3 separate regions of the Homo sapiens genome follow, and all the other regions are linked to region 2. A link is an interaction called in ENCODE POLR2A ChIA-PET data of the cell type or tissue named here. Cell type or tissue: GM12878. All regions are shown on one strand.

Region 1 (4,000 bases), 100 kb after region 2:
CTAGACAAATTCCTCTATTCCATTTGTTTCCTATGACCAAACAAAATGCCCCTTTAACTTGTCCAGTCTGTGACAGCAGAGTTAATGACCACCAGCCTTTCACATGAGGCCCAGGAGAGAGACCCTCCTCTCATCCTTGAAGTGTGCTGATCAGGCAGTGTAGACAAATTCAGAGACTCCACCATTCAATGAGATAATTTCACAAGTCACCAGTTATCTATCAGGGAATTTCCACAGACAACGTACAAAATAAAAACCTGACAAAGGTCAAGGCATGGTGAGAGAGATAAGAGAGAGGAAAAAGGAAAAAAACAAAAAGGAAAAAGTGCCCAATGCCACCTCTGTCCCTGAAATCTAGTCAATAAAATGCATACAGTGTGCCCAGGGGAGAACAGGGAAGCTGCAGCCTAGGTTTTCTCATCAAATAGCTACAAAGCCATTTCCACAAGGAAAAAACTCAGGGAGGAAACGCACATTTACTGAACTCCTGCTCTTGCCAGCACCACGCTGGGCTGTATGCCGTGCTTCTCCGTTAGCAGCCAGCCGAGAGCCCTGGCAATGAGCATGCACTTTGGAGGCCAGAATACCTGGGTTCAAATCCTAGTCCCACCACCCCTGACTGTGTGCCCCTGACTGTGTGCCCGTGATGGGTCACCTCCTCTTCCAATTCTCAGAGTCCTCTCCCGGGGGGGTATGGTGAAGTGTCAGTGGGGGATTTACATGAAACCCACACAGAGCTTGTGATGTCACAGAAGATTCCCAGTGGTGGTGATATTTTTTAGTGCGCTAAGTACTGTAAACATCTTGTGCGTGTTATCTGTTTTGTACCTTCTACACTGCCAGGAAGAGCAGCATCTGGTAGGAAAACAGATCCCAACACAGGAGTTTGAACATGGTAAATGATCATCAAATGTTCAGACCAATAGATGCACCCAGTGCTTTAACACATTGTCTGCATAATCATCAGTATCCCCATTTTAGAGATGAGGAAACCTGAACAGAGAAGGTAAGTAACTTGTCTGCTACTTTACTATTATTCCCATTACAATTTCACTGAAGAGGAATCTGAGAATCAGAGACGTTAGGAAGCTGGTTCAAGGCCCCACAGCTAGAAAGTGGCAGAGCCAGTCTTGGAAACCCAGGGCTTCGGAGCTCAGGCTCGAGCACTGTGGGGCATCCCTTCTCTCTGCTGTTGGGGCAAAGACGCAACCCCTCAAGTCAACAAAACCTAGGTGTAAATCCTGGCTCTGTCACTTTCCACCTTTGGGATGACTGGCAAGTGACAAACTCTTGGCAATTTTGGAAAACAAAGTGATGAAAATGATACCTACTTGAACTTCACAGGGTGATTATGAGGCTTAACTGAGTTTATACACGTACACTGAAAACAGTGTCTGGTTCATTCTAAGCCCTCTATCAAAGGTTATTATCATACAATGAGCAACAAAGAAAAGAAAACACCAAGAAATGCATTATCTGTGTCATGACAGAAGTGAGAAAGGCCATGACACTGGGGGGGGGAGCGGGTTTCAGGAGGGAAGAGCAGGCTCCTCAGGGTGGGGACAGCGGCAGAGGTGAGCAGGCAGGTCCTCTGGAGAGGACGTACTGAGGTTGCACCTAACAGGATAAGTGGTGTCAACAGGTGGAGAGAGTGAAAGCCTTGCTTCAGAGGAGGGTATGTTGCTTGCTTGGCCAAGAGTGGACACAACTTGGGGAACAGGACTGCTGGTAAAGATCAGAGCATGGGCAGCCCAAACACCAGGTTGAGGAGCTTGGCGTCTGCCCTGCAGGCTCCCAGCTCAAGAGCAGGGTTGTAGACAGGGCACAGCTTGATGAGATATGTATTTAGAGAGTGTACCCGGTCAACAGGATGGACATCAGACCGGTGGGCAGACGAGCAAGACAGGAGACAGACAGGCTGGCCAGGAGGATGCTACAGTTCGGCAGTGCTGGTGGCAATGGTGGTGACGGGGAAGAGGGAGGTGTGGTCTGAGAAGTGCTGGAAAGAAGTAAAGCCTGGAGAGTCCAGCCTCCCTGGGGCTGGTGCAATACTCAAGTGGGAGAAAGTGGGGAACAAGAGCAGGGGAAATATCCACAATTTAAGAGCGAGAGAAAGCACAACGAGAAGGCAATTAAAAAATAGATAAATACACTAAAAGGAGGCACAGATCCTGTGCAGAGACAACAAGGCTAGAAGATGGGTGGAGATGCAGACATTTGGGGAAAGAGGAATTTGAGGGAGAGCTGTACATGTATATGGACCTGAGAAGCAGACTTAAAAATCTCAGGATTGGAAGGACTTGCAGGAGGAGAGGGGCTCAAGAGAGTCAGGGAAAATTTGGGAGAAATGTATGATTCTCTAAAGAGAAAGAAGAGGGAGGCAGAAGGAAAGAGATGAAGAAAAGGAAAAGGGTACACTGGGTCCAAACACTACAAAGGATGCCACCCCTCCGTCCAGGGACAGGAGGATGGACATGGCAGAAGGAAAATCCCTCCCCTGACTTTCAAAGTTTTCCTATCCACATGGGAGGTTAATTTCTGAAAGCTGGACCACGTTTCTTTTCTTAATCAGAAACCTCTTAATGAGACTTTGTACACCTTTTCAGATGTAGCTCAAATAAATTACAGGGTTTTTTTTTTAAGTGCAGAAGCCCATGTTAACAAATCACCAATTTCACCTGCATTAATTGCTTTAATGGGCTCTAAAAACAGCCACCTCCTCTCCCTCCTCATCAGGGTCCCTGGGGAGGCCATCAGGGAAGGTTGCTGGGAAACGAAGTTATGGATGCAGCTGATCCAGGGGACAATGCTGTCACACTCTGGGTCATGCAACTGTCTGGTATGCCACCCACATTGCTATAAGGCCTCACAGATCATCAGAAGGGACGGTGGGGGGACACAGAATTCTATTCAACCACCAGGCTTTATTACTGCTATAAAGCAAAAATGCCGATGCCAAAAGCCAGATAGGAGCAATTACGTTTTTAAAGAAACTCTGTCTATGTGGGGATATTGACTACATTCAGTAAATGACTCTGCAATTCAAACAGCTACAGTGGATCACATGGGCCCTGAGTCCAGTATTTTCTTCCAATGCCACCTAAAAAAATCCAACCAACCAACCAAACAAACAAACAAAAAAACTAAGCAGGCATAACAGAAGACTTTCAAAGACAAGCGAAGGCAGTCCATACCATTTTTCATTACAATGCTTGCAGCAGGACCTCCACTGCCATATTTTCCAGATTTCTGATGTTCAACAGCAACAATGACATGTTTGTGAGGACTATGGGCCAGGTTTGGTGGTAGGATATCTGAGTAACAGAAAGGCAAAGGGACCTGCCCAAGGTCACAGCCAAGTTACACTGTCAGATGAACCCAGGTCCATCTCCAAAACCCATCTCTAACCTCTTGGGTACATACCACCCTTCCTCAGATTTTCCAGTACGTCAGTTGACCTTACACAAGTGGAATCTTGCTGCAAGATAGTTAAGGATGGGGACAGGAAAGGTTCACCTCTCTGGTCAAGCCTTTATGGGGATAAACAGTGTTGGGGATGGAGGAATCCTAAAGGAAGACAGTGTTTCCCAAACTTTAGCATGGTTAAGGCCTGGCTGGGGAGTTTGTTAATTCCTAAGCAAGCTAACATTGTAAATTACCACTTCTAAGGCTCTAACACACAGGTATTTGGGAATATCCTTTTTTACATCATTTTACTCTGTTCTTCCCTGCAGCCTACAGCTTTAGAATCCAGGAAAGAGGACATTTGGGGACCTGTTTATGGAAGGCTGATATATTTGCTTTGCATACAGAGTTGAGAGGATGCTGATATTAGGAAACTCAGGTGGAGAGAAAAAAAATCATGACGAAACTGGCTGCTAACTGAAGCAAAGCCACAGCCAATTTAGCAAAAGGAACACAAATTCTCAAACGGGGAAGGAGCCAAAGGTGCTGGGACTGTAAAGGAAGAAAAAATAAATCCATTTATGCATGCTCAGAG
Region 2 (4,000 bases):
AACAAACCGTGCACGTGCCAGGAAGGGACTGCTAACAGCAAAACTATACTGAACACCTATTATGTGTCAAATACCTTATAAAAGCCTTTCCATGGACTCAGATCTCATTATTTAATCCTCATACTAATCCAAGGAGGGAAAAATTATGATGCCCATTTTATTTTATAGGTGAGGAAGCTGGTTTGAACCAAGCTGTTTGAATCTGGACAGTATAATCTTTTTTTTTTTTTTTTTTTGGAGATGGAGTCTCGCTCTGTTGCCCAGGCTGGAGGGCAGTGGCGCGATCTCAGCTCACTGCAAGCTCCGCCTCCCGGGTTCATGCCATTCTCCTGCCTCAGCCTCCTGAGTAGCTGCAATTACAGGCACCTGCCACCACGCCCAGCTAATTTTTTTTTTTTTTTTGTATTTTTAGTAGAGACAGGGTTTCACTGTGTTAGCCAGGATGGTCTCGATCTCCTGACCTCGTGATCCACCCGCCTCGGCCTCCCAAAGTGCTGGGATTACAGGCGTGAGCCACCGTGCCCGGCCCTGGACAGTGTGATCTTAATCACTTTGCAACTGAAACTTGCAATAGGTAAAATGGTTGGAAACAATAGCAGTGTCCCGTAACAGGTGATCATTGAAAGAAATTGTGATAGTTCCACTCAAAGGAATAATATTAGCTGCCGTTAACAGTCATGCTATTGAAGAATATCAAATAATGTAAAAATTTTGTTATGTTAAGTGGACAAGCCAGTTATAAAATAATATATATCTAGTTTGAGTCCACTTAAAAAAAAAAACAGTAAAATATGGAGGAAGAGGAGGAGGAAGAAAGGAAGGAGACAGGATAGGAAAAAGAAAGAGAGAGAAAGCAAAAGAAAGAGAAAGACATGCTTTAAAATGTTTACAACAGGCCATGCGCCGTGGCTCACACCTGTAATCCCAGCATTTTGGGAGGCTGAGGCGGGAGGATCACCTGAGGTCAGGAGTTCGAGACCAGCCTGGTCAACATGGCGAAACCCCGTCTCTACTAAAAATACAAAAATTAGCTGGGTGTGGTGACGTGCACCTGTAATCCCAGCTACTCGGGAGACTGAGGCAGGAGAACTGCCTCAACCTGGGAGGCAGAGGTTGCAGTGAGCCAAGATCGTGCCACCCCACTCCAGCCTAGGCGATGACAGTGAAACTGTCTCAATTAAAAAAAAAAAAAGTTTACAATCATTATCACTAGGTAGTAGAATTATAGGCAAGTTTTTTTGATAGGGAAGTTTACCATTTTTCCTTTTGGGTATTTTTCAAATATAACAGTTGCTTTAAAAATAAGAATGAAATGAACATGTACTATTCTTAAAAACAAAACAAACGAATACCACCTCACCTCTGTGTGGTGCTTCCTTCTGACCTTGGGCACCTCCGTCTTCAGTTGCCCCTCCTGTGAAAGGCGAAATGTATCGTTGGGTTCTTTGAGGCCCTTTACAGCTCTGACATCCTATAACATTCTGTAACCCCCACACCTTCTCCTCCTCTGTTTAAACTCTAATACAATATGTTGTTTTCTGCAATACAGCCATTATGCAACATGTGGGAACACATGAAAATCACTAAAAGGAAAGGAAGCAATCAGCGCCCAGCCTCAGCCACTTTTTGCATTTGGAGGCATGGCATGTGTTGCTGGATTGGATCCTCATAAATAATTAGGCATTTAACAGATGAAGAAAGGTTCAGAGAGGTTACACAACTTGCCCAAAGTCACACAGCATGTTAAGGCACAGTTGGGTCTGTACCCACAAATAAAGCATTATCCTCCAGATGAATCCTTAGTGGGGGACTGAGTGTGCCTCTTAGACCCTGAGACCTCCCCTCCTCAGTCCTGGTCCTTGGCTGTGGTCCCAAGACCCCGAGGAGACTGACAGCTGGACATCCCACTCTGGCCCTGATCCCAGGCTCCTTCCCCAGAAAAAGCTGAGCTGGCAGTGGGGGGGCTGGGGGGAGAATGCTGGCAAGGACCTAGGGGCTGGTGTGGGAGCGGCACTGGGCGCAGAAGGTCTCACTCGGCAATGGAGCTGGAGTTCGCCTGACATTTGGCAAGGAAGCCCAGAGCCAAGATGGAACAGCAAGCTGGGGTGCAGGAGGGAGGGAGGAGTGAGAATGTGAGACTTTGGGGGCAGGAAGCCTGGGTAGATCAGCCCTTTGCTGTTTTGTTTCAGAACTTCTCTGATATCCTCATCTACAGACAGAGGCTTCTCCTTCCCTCAGGCATGCATGTGTAAAGTAACAAGATAATGTGTTTGTACGCAGGACACACTCAGAAAATGAGGAGCTTCTGTTAGCCTCCTGGCTCCCCTGGCCAACTGCCGCACCTCTTCCCTATCACCCACCCTGACTTACCCCCCAATCCCTTGGCACAATGACAAATCTTAGGGCACCATCCTGTCAGGTTTTTCCCCTGCTTAACGACCATCCGTGGCTCCTGTCACTTTCAGGTTAAAGGCCAGACATTTTGGCCTGGAATTCAGGCTCATACCAACCTGTTCCCAAGTCAGGGGCTGCTGCACTGCATAACTCACACCGTACACTACAAAAGCCATCTCATAAAGGGTTTCTTCCCAAATCGCATACTTTAGGGGAGCTGCAGTGGGGCGCAGGCCTTCTGGCCTGGCTCCACTTGGCTCTGCCAAAAAGCCCCCAACTCCAGGCTGCCAAGCAGAAGCAAGGCTGGTCTTCCATCCCCCAACACCCTTCACCTGCAGCTGTCTTTAAAAAAAAAAAAAAAAAAAAAAAAGTAAGAAAAAGCCCTGATTTGTGGTGGTTACTAATTTTGATGGTGTTAAATACCCTTACTGAAATTGGCCATGCCAATTTCAAGCTATTGATATCACTGAATGCTGCACTGGGAAGAGATGGGCACAATCCACTCTCCCGAGCTGACACCAGCACACCCTGCACACCCCAAAGTAAGGATGCGCTAACACCAGTGAGAAGCTGTGTGACTCTCGTCAAGTGGCTTTACCTCTCTGAACCTCAGGCTTTCTATCTGTACAAGAGGGACAACAATAACACCCACTTCGACAACATCACGTAACTGATATAATCTAGATGATCAACAACAATGTTTTGAGCACCTACTCTGTGTAGGGCTCTGTACTAGGTAGACACTAGGGAATAACAATGGTGACAAAACAGATAAGAGCTCCTGCCCTCCCAAACCTCACTTCTTGCAGTAAAAGCCCTGGCACAGCGGCTAGAATGTCGCACTCAATAAATATTACCTATGATATTAGCTAATAATACCAATGGTATTATTGTTGTCATTATTCCTTCCTTTCTTTGAGCCTCAGTTTCCTCATTTATTTAGAATGTGGACTGAGCAAAAGTTTCTTATGATGCCACCTCACTCAAGCCTTAAAATGGTGGTAAAGTAGATGGGCGCGGTGGCTCACGCCTGTAATCCCAGCACTTCAGGAGGCCGAGGTGGGAGGATCATGAGGTCAGGAAATCGAGACCATCCCGGCCAACATGGTGAAACCCCATCTCTACTAAAAATACAAAAATTAGCCAGGTGTAGTGGCACACGCCTGTGATCCCAGCTACTCAGGAGGCTGAGGCAGGAGAATCGCTTGAACCTGGGCGGCAGATGTTCCCGTGAGCCGAGATCGCGCCACTGCACTCCAGCCTGGAGACAGAGCTAGACTCCATCTCAAAAAAAAAAAGAAAAAAAAAATGGTGGTAAAGTGGGCATTACCAACCTCATTTTGTGGAAGGGAAAACTGAGGCACTCAGAACTGAATCCAGGCTGGGGATCTAAACTCAGGTCTTCTTACTCCTGGTCTCCAGATCATTCCCACCTTCCAGGACTGAGGAAACATAAAAAGGACCAGGAATTCGACTGGGGATGTGAATGCTTTAAAAATACTTTTCCTTCTCCACGCCCCCACGGGGGGAAACTGAAGTGTCCATGTTGTGCACCAATTTCCAAAACACCCTCTCAGTATGACGGCCCTGTAGCTGGGACCATTCC
Region 3 (4,000 bases), 60 kb after region 2:
TTGCCTTTGGGCTAAAAGAGGCTGGGTAGCAGCCTGGCCCACAGTGAGGTTTGCTCATCACAGGTGCTCTCTGGACATTAGGTGCCATCTTCAGCTCCTCCCTGATGGAGGGCAGATGGCGGGAATCAGTCTACACTCACAGATCTCAGCTGCCAACCCTCCATTTCACACATGGGGATGCTGAGGGCCAGAAGGAAGGAAAGGACTGGCTGAGAGAAGGGCCCAGAGCTCTGGGCCCCCAGCATAGAGCCCCGTTGCCATCAGGCAGTTTGGCTTTGTCTGCTGATTCCATCCTGATGCTTCTGCTGGGAGGCGAGAGCAAGCCTGACAGACTCTCCACACCTGCTTCCTGTTTCTTCATGGAGGAAGGGGTGTGGTTACTGTGTTTGTTTTGCATTGCTATAAAGGAATACCTGAGGCTGGGTAATTTATAAAGAAAAGAGGTTTATCTTGGCTCATGGTCCTGCAGGCTGTACAAACAGCGTGGTGCTGGCATCTGCTTCTGGTGAGGCCTCAGGAAGCTTTTACTCATGGCAGATGGTGAAAAGGGAGCAGGTGTGTCACAAGGTGAGAGAAGGAGTAAGAGAGGTCCCAGGCTCTTTTAAACAACCAGCTCTCACATGAACTAATAGAGCAAGAACTCACTCATTACCTCTGGGAGGGCACCAAGCCCTTCATGAAGGGTCCACCCCTGTGACCCAAACACCTCCCAGTAGGCCCCCTCCAACACTGGGGATCACATTTCAACATGAGATTCGGAGAGGACAAATATCCAAACTACATCAGTTACTATATAATATTTGTTTAATAAGGATCCTTTAAGTGTATTTCATTCTGTGATTATGGCTGATTTTATGGTAGTCCTAATGAAGGTGACAAAAATAATGTCTTAATATTTATATAATTCCTGACAGTTAAAAAAAACTCACATAATAAGGGCACCTTACAAGCAATTCTCTGCCTTTAAATTCCACAACTTGGATGAATGGACCAATTTCTTGAGAGACGCAAACTACTAACACTCAAGAAAGAAAAATAGATAACCTATAGATATCCTATATATTACATGTCCAAAAAATGGAGTTTATAGTTAAATCATCTCCCCCAAAAAAACTCAAGCCCAGACACTTTCATGAATGACTTCCCAACTCATTTTGTGAAGCCAGCATTATATAATACTAAGACTAGATACATTATAAGAAAAGAAAACCCAGACCACTATCCTTCATGAACACAAATGGAAATATCCTCCACAAAACATTGGCAAATCAAATCCAGCAATCTCTATAAGGGATAATTTATCACAACCAAGAGTGTTTATACAAGGAATGCAAGGCTGTTTCAACATTTGAAAATCAATGTAATTAACAGATTAAAAGAGAAAAGCCATATGATCAGAAAAATACTTTAAAAATTCAACATACATTCAGGATACTCTCTAAACAAAGTAGGAATCAAATCTGATGAAGAGTATCCACAGAAAATCCCACAGCTAACATACTTCATGGTGAAAAATTAATGCTTTCCTTTAAGATAGAAATAAGGCAAAATTTTTCTCTCAACTGTTCTACTCAGTATCATACTAGACATTGTAGTCAGTGCAATAAGTTAAGAAAAAGAAATAAAAGGCATACAGATCCAAAAAGAAAAAATAAAACTCTGACCATCTGCCTAGAAAATTTCAGACTCTGCAATAAACCTCCCAGAACTAATAAATGAGTTTAGCAAAGTCAAAAGATACAAAAGCCAACATATAAAAATCAATTCTATTTCTAACAATGAACAACTGGAATCCAAAGTTAATAAAAACAGTACCATTTATAATAGTGCTGAAAATACTTAGGTATACATAGCTAACAAAATATGTGTAGTTTCTTCAGGCTGACAATTACAGAACAAAAAAAAACCTAAATAAATGGAGAGATCTGTATTCATTGATTGCAAGACTGAATAGTATGAAGATGTTAAATCTTCTAATTTGATCTAGATTCAACACAATTCCAATTCCAATCCCAGGAAGCTATATTTTTTTTTTAGGTATTTACAAGCTGATTCTAATTTTTTTTATGGAAATACAGAGAAACCAGAGGAGCCAAAACAATTCTGAAATAAGAACAAATTGGAGGACTCTGTACCCAACTTCCAGACTTACTGTAAAGCTACAGTAAACAAGATAGGGCAGTGTTAATGAAAGGCTGGGTGCGTAGATCAGTGGAACAGAATAGAGTCCAGAAATAAACCCACACAAATATACCCAAGTGATTTTTGGCAAAAGAGCAAAGGCAATTCACTGGAGATAGGGTAGTCCTTTCAGCAGATGGTGCTAGAACAATTGGCTGTCTATAATGCAAACAAATGAACCTCAATCTCACACTTTATATGAGAACTCAAAATAAATCATAGACTAAAATGTAAAATGCAAAACTATAATACTGTTAGAGGAATATATAATACAAAATCTATGTGACCTTGGGTTAGACAAAATATGGCTAATAAAAGATTGACAAAATAGACTTTATTAAAATGAAAAATTCTTGCTCTGCAAAAGATACTTTTGTTTGTTTGTTTGTTTTGAGACAGGGTCTCACTCCCGTTGCCCAGGCTGGAGTGCAGCAGCTAGATCTCGGCTCACTGCAGCCTCTACTTCCAAAGCTCAGGTGATCCACTTCAGCCTCCCAAGTAGCCGGGACTATAGGCATGCACCACCATGCCTGAAAAGATGAAAAGATACTTTTAAGAGAAGACAAAGACAAGCCACAGAATGAAGATATTTTCCAGCCAGGCATAGTGGCTCATGCCTGTAATCCCAGCACTTTGGGAGGCAGATTGCTTGAGCCCAGGAGTTCAAGACCAGCCTGGGCAACATGACAAAACTCTTTCTGTACAAAAAATACAAAAAAAATTAGCCACATATGGTGGTGCATGCCTGTAGTCCCGGCTACTAGGAAGGCGGAGGTGAGAGGATCACTTGAGCCCAGGAGGTCAAGGCTCCAGTAAGCTATGATCATGCCACTGCATTCCAGCTGGGGCAACAGAGCAAGACCCTGTCTCAAAAAAAAAAAAAAAAAAGAAAATATTTTCCAATCACATTTCTAACAGAGAACTTGAAAAGATGCTCCTCAACTTATGATGGTGTTATATCTCAATAAACCTATAGTAAGTTGAAAATATTGTAAATCAAAAATGCATTTAATACACCTAATCTACCAGACATCACAGCTGAGCCTAGCCTGCCTTAAATCAGAACACTTACATTAGTCTACAGTTGGGCAAAATCATCTAACACAAAGCCTGTTTCATAGTGAAGTATTGAATATCTCATATAATTTATTGAATACTATATTAAAAGTGAAAGAATGGTTGTATGGGTACTTGAAGTATGGTTTTTATTGAATGCATGAAGTTGAAAAATCGTAAGTTGACCCATGATAAGTCAGAGACTGTCTGTATTGAGAATGTGTAAAAAAAAAAACTCTAAAAAAAAAAAAACATCTCCAAATGGGCAAAAGATCCAGGAAACTTTTGTGTTGGAATTGCAGTGGTGGATGCATAACTCTGCATTTGTCAAATTCGTAGAACTGTACATCACAGAGTGACTTTATATAAATTTGTAAAACTCAACCAGGATGTGTATGGGAGGGGGCACGTGTCGGGCACAGGGAGGAAGACAGAATGCAGACTGAGATGAATGAAGACAGCAGAACTCTTACAAATGATTTCCATAACCACACTGCAAGGGGATAGAAGAAGAAAGGAACCGACTTAAGTAGCTGGGAAACATTGGTTCAACCGATCTTATAAGACAGAAACCAAGAAGAGTCGTATATAAACACTGTACTTCAGCTGGGAATTTTTCTCCCTCCTCAAAAGTATATGGGTTAGGGGCCAGGTGTGGTGGCTCACGTCTGTAATCCCAGCACTTTGGGAGGCTGAGGTGGGCGAATCACTTGAGGTGGGGAGTTTAAGACCAGCCTGGTCCACATGAGGAGACCCAGTCTTT

What was found. ChIA-PET counts read pairs that join two places held together with the same protein. Peaks named below come from ENCODE experiments on the same cell type or tissue, not always from the same donor. Only the 100,000 strongest peaks of a DNase experiment are listed, where the experiment ranks them.
Region 1: POLR2A ChIA-PET joins it to region 2 with 6 read pairs; 12 of 35 experiments call an interaction of 5 or more read pairs at or near these places.
Region 3: POLR2A ChIA-PET joins it to region 2 with 9 read pairs; 5 of 35 experiments call an interaction of 5 or more read pairs at or near these places.

What each region holds. Positions count from the first base shown.
Region 1 is chr9:114,493,416-114,497,415 of GRCh38, forward strand. The region is part of intron 1 of WHRN (whirlin); the gene reads right to left. Among named protein-coding and RNA genes, the nearest start is that of WHRN, 10 kb to the right of the region's middle. RefSeq lists a silencer at 674-968. In GM12878, no CTCF peak of the experiment used is centred here; no DNase peak of the experiment used is centred here.
Region 2 is chr9:114,392,997-114,396,996 of GRCh38, forward strand. It overlaps a transcript of AKNA not described here. Among named protein-coding and RNA genes, the nearest start is that of AKNA, 7.0 kb to the left of the region's middle. In GM12878, no CTCF peak of the experiment used is centred here; no DNase peak of the experiment used is centred here; H3K4me3 peaks cover 1,847 bases; H3K27ac peaks cover 1,821 bases.
Region 3 is chr9:114,452,663-114,456,662 of GRCh38, forward strand. The region is part of intron 3 of WHRN (whirlin); the gene reads right to left. Among named protein-coding and RNA genes, the nearest start is that of WHRN, 51 kb to the right of the region's middle. In GM12878, no CTCF peak of the experiment used is centred here; no DNase peak of the experiment used is centred here.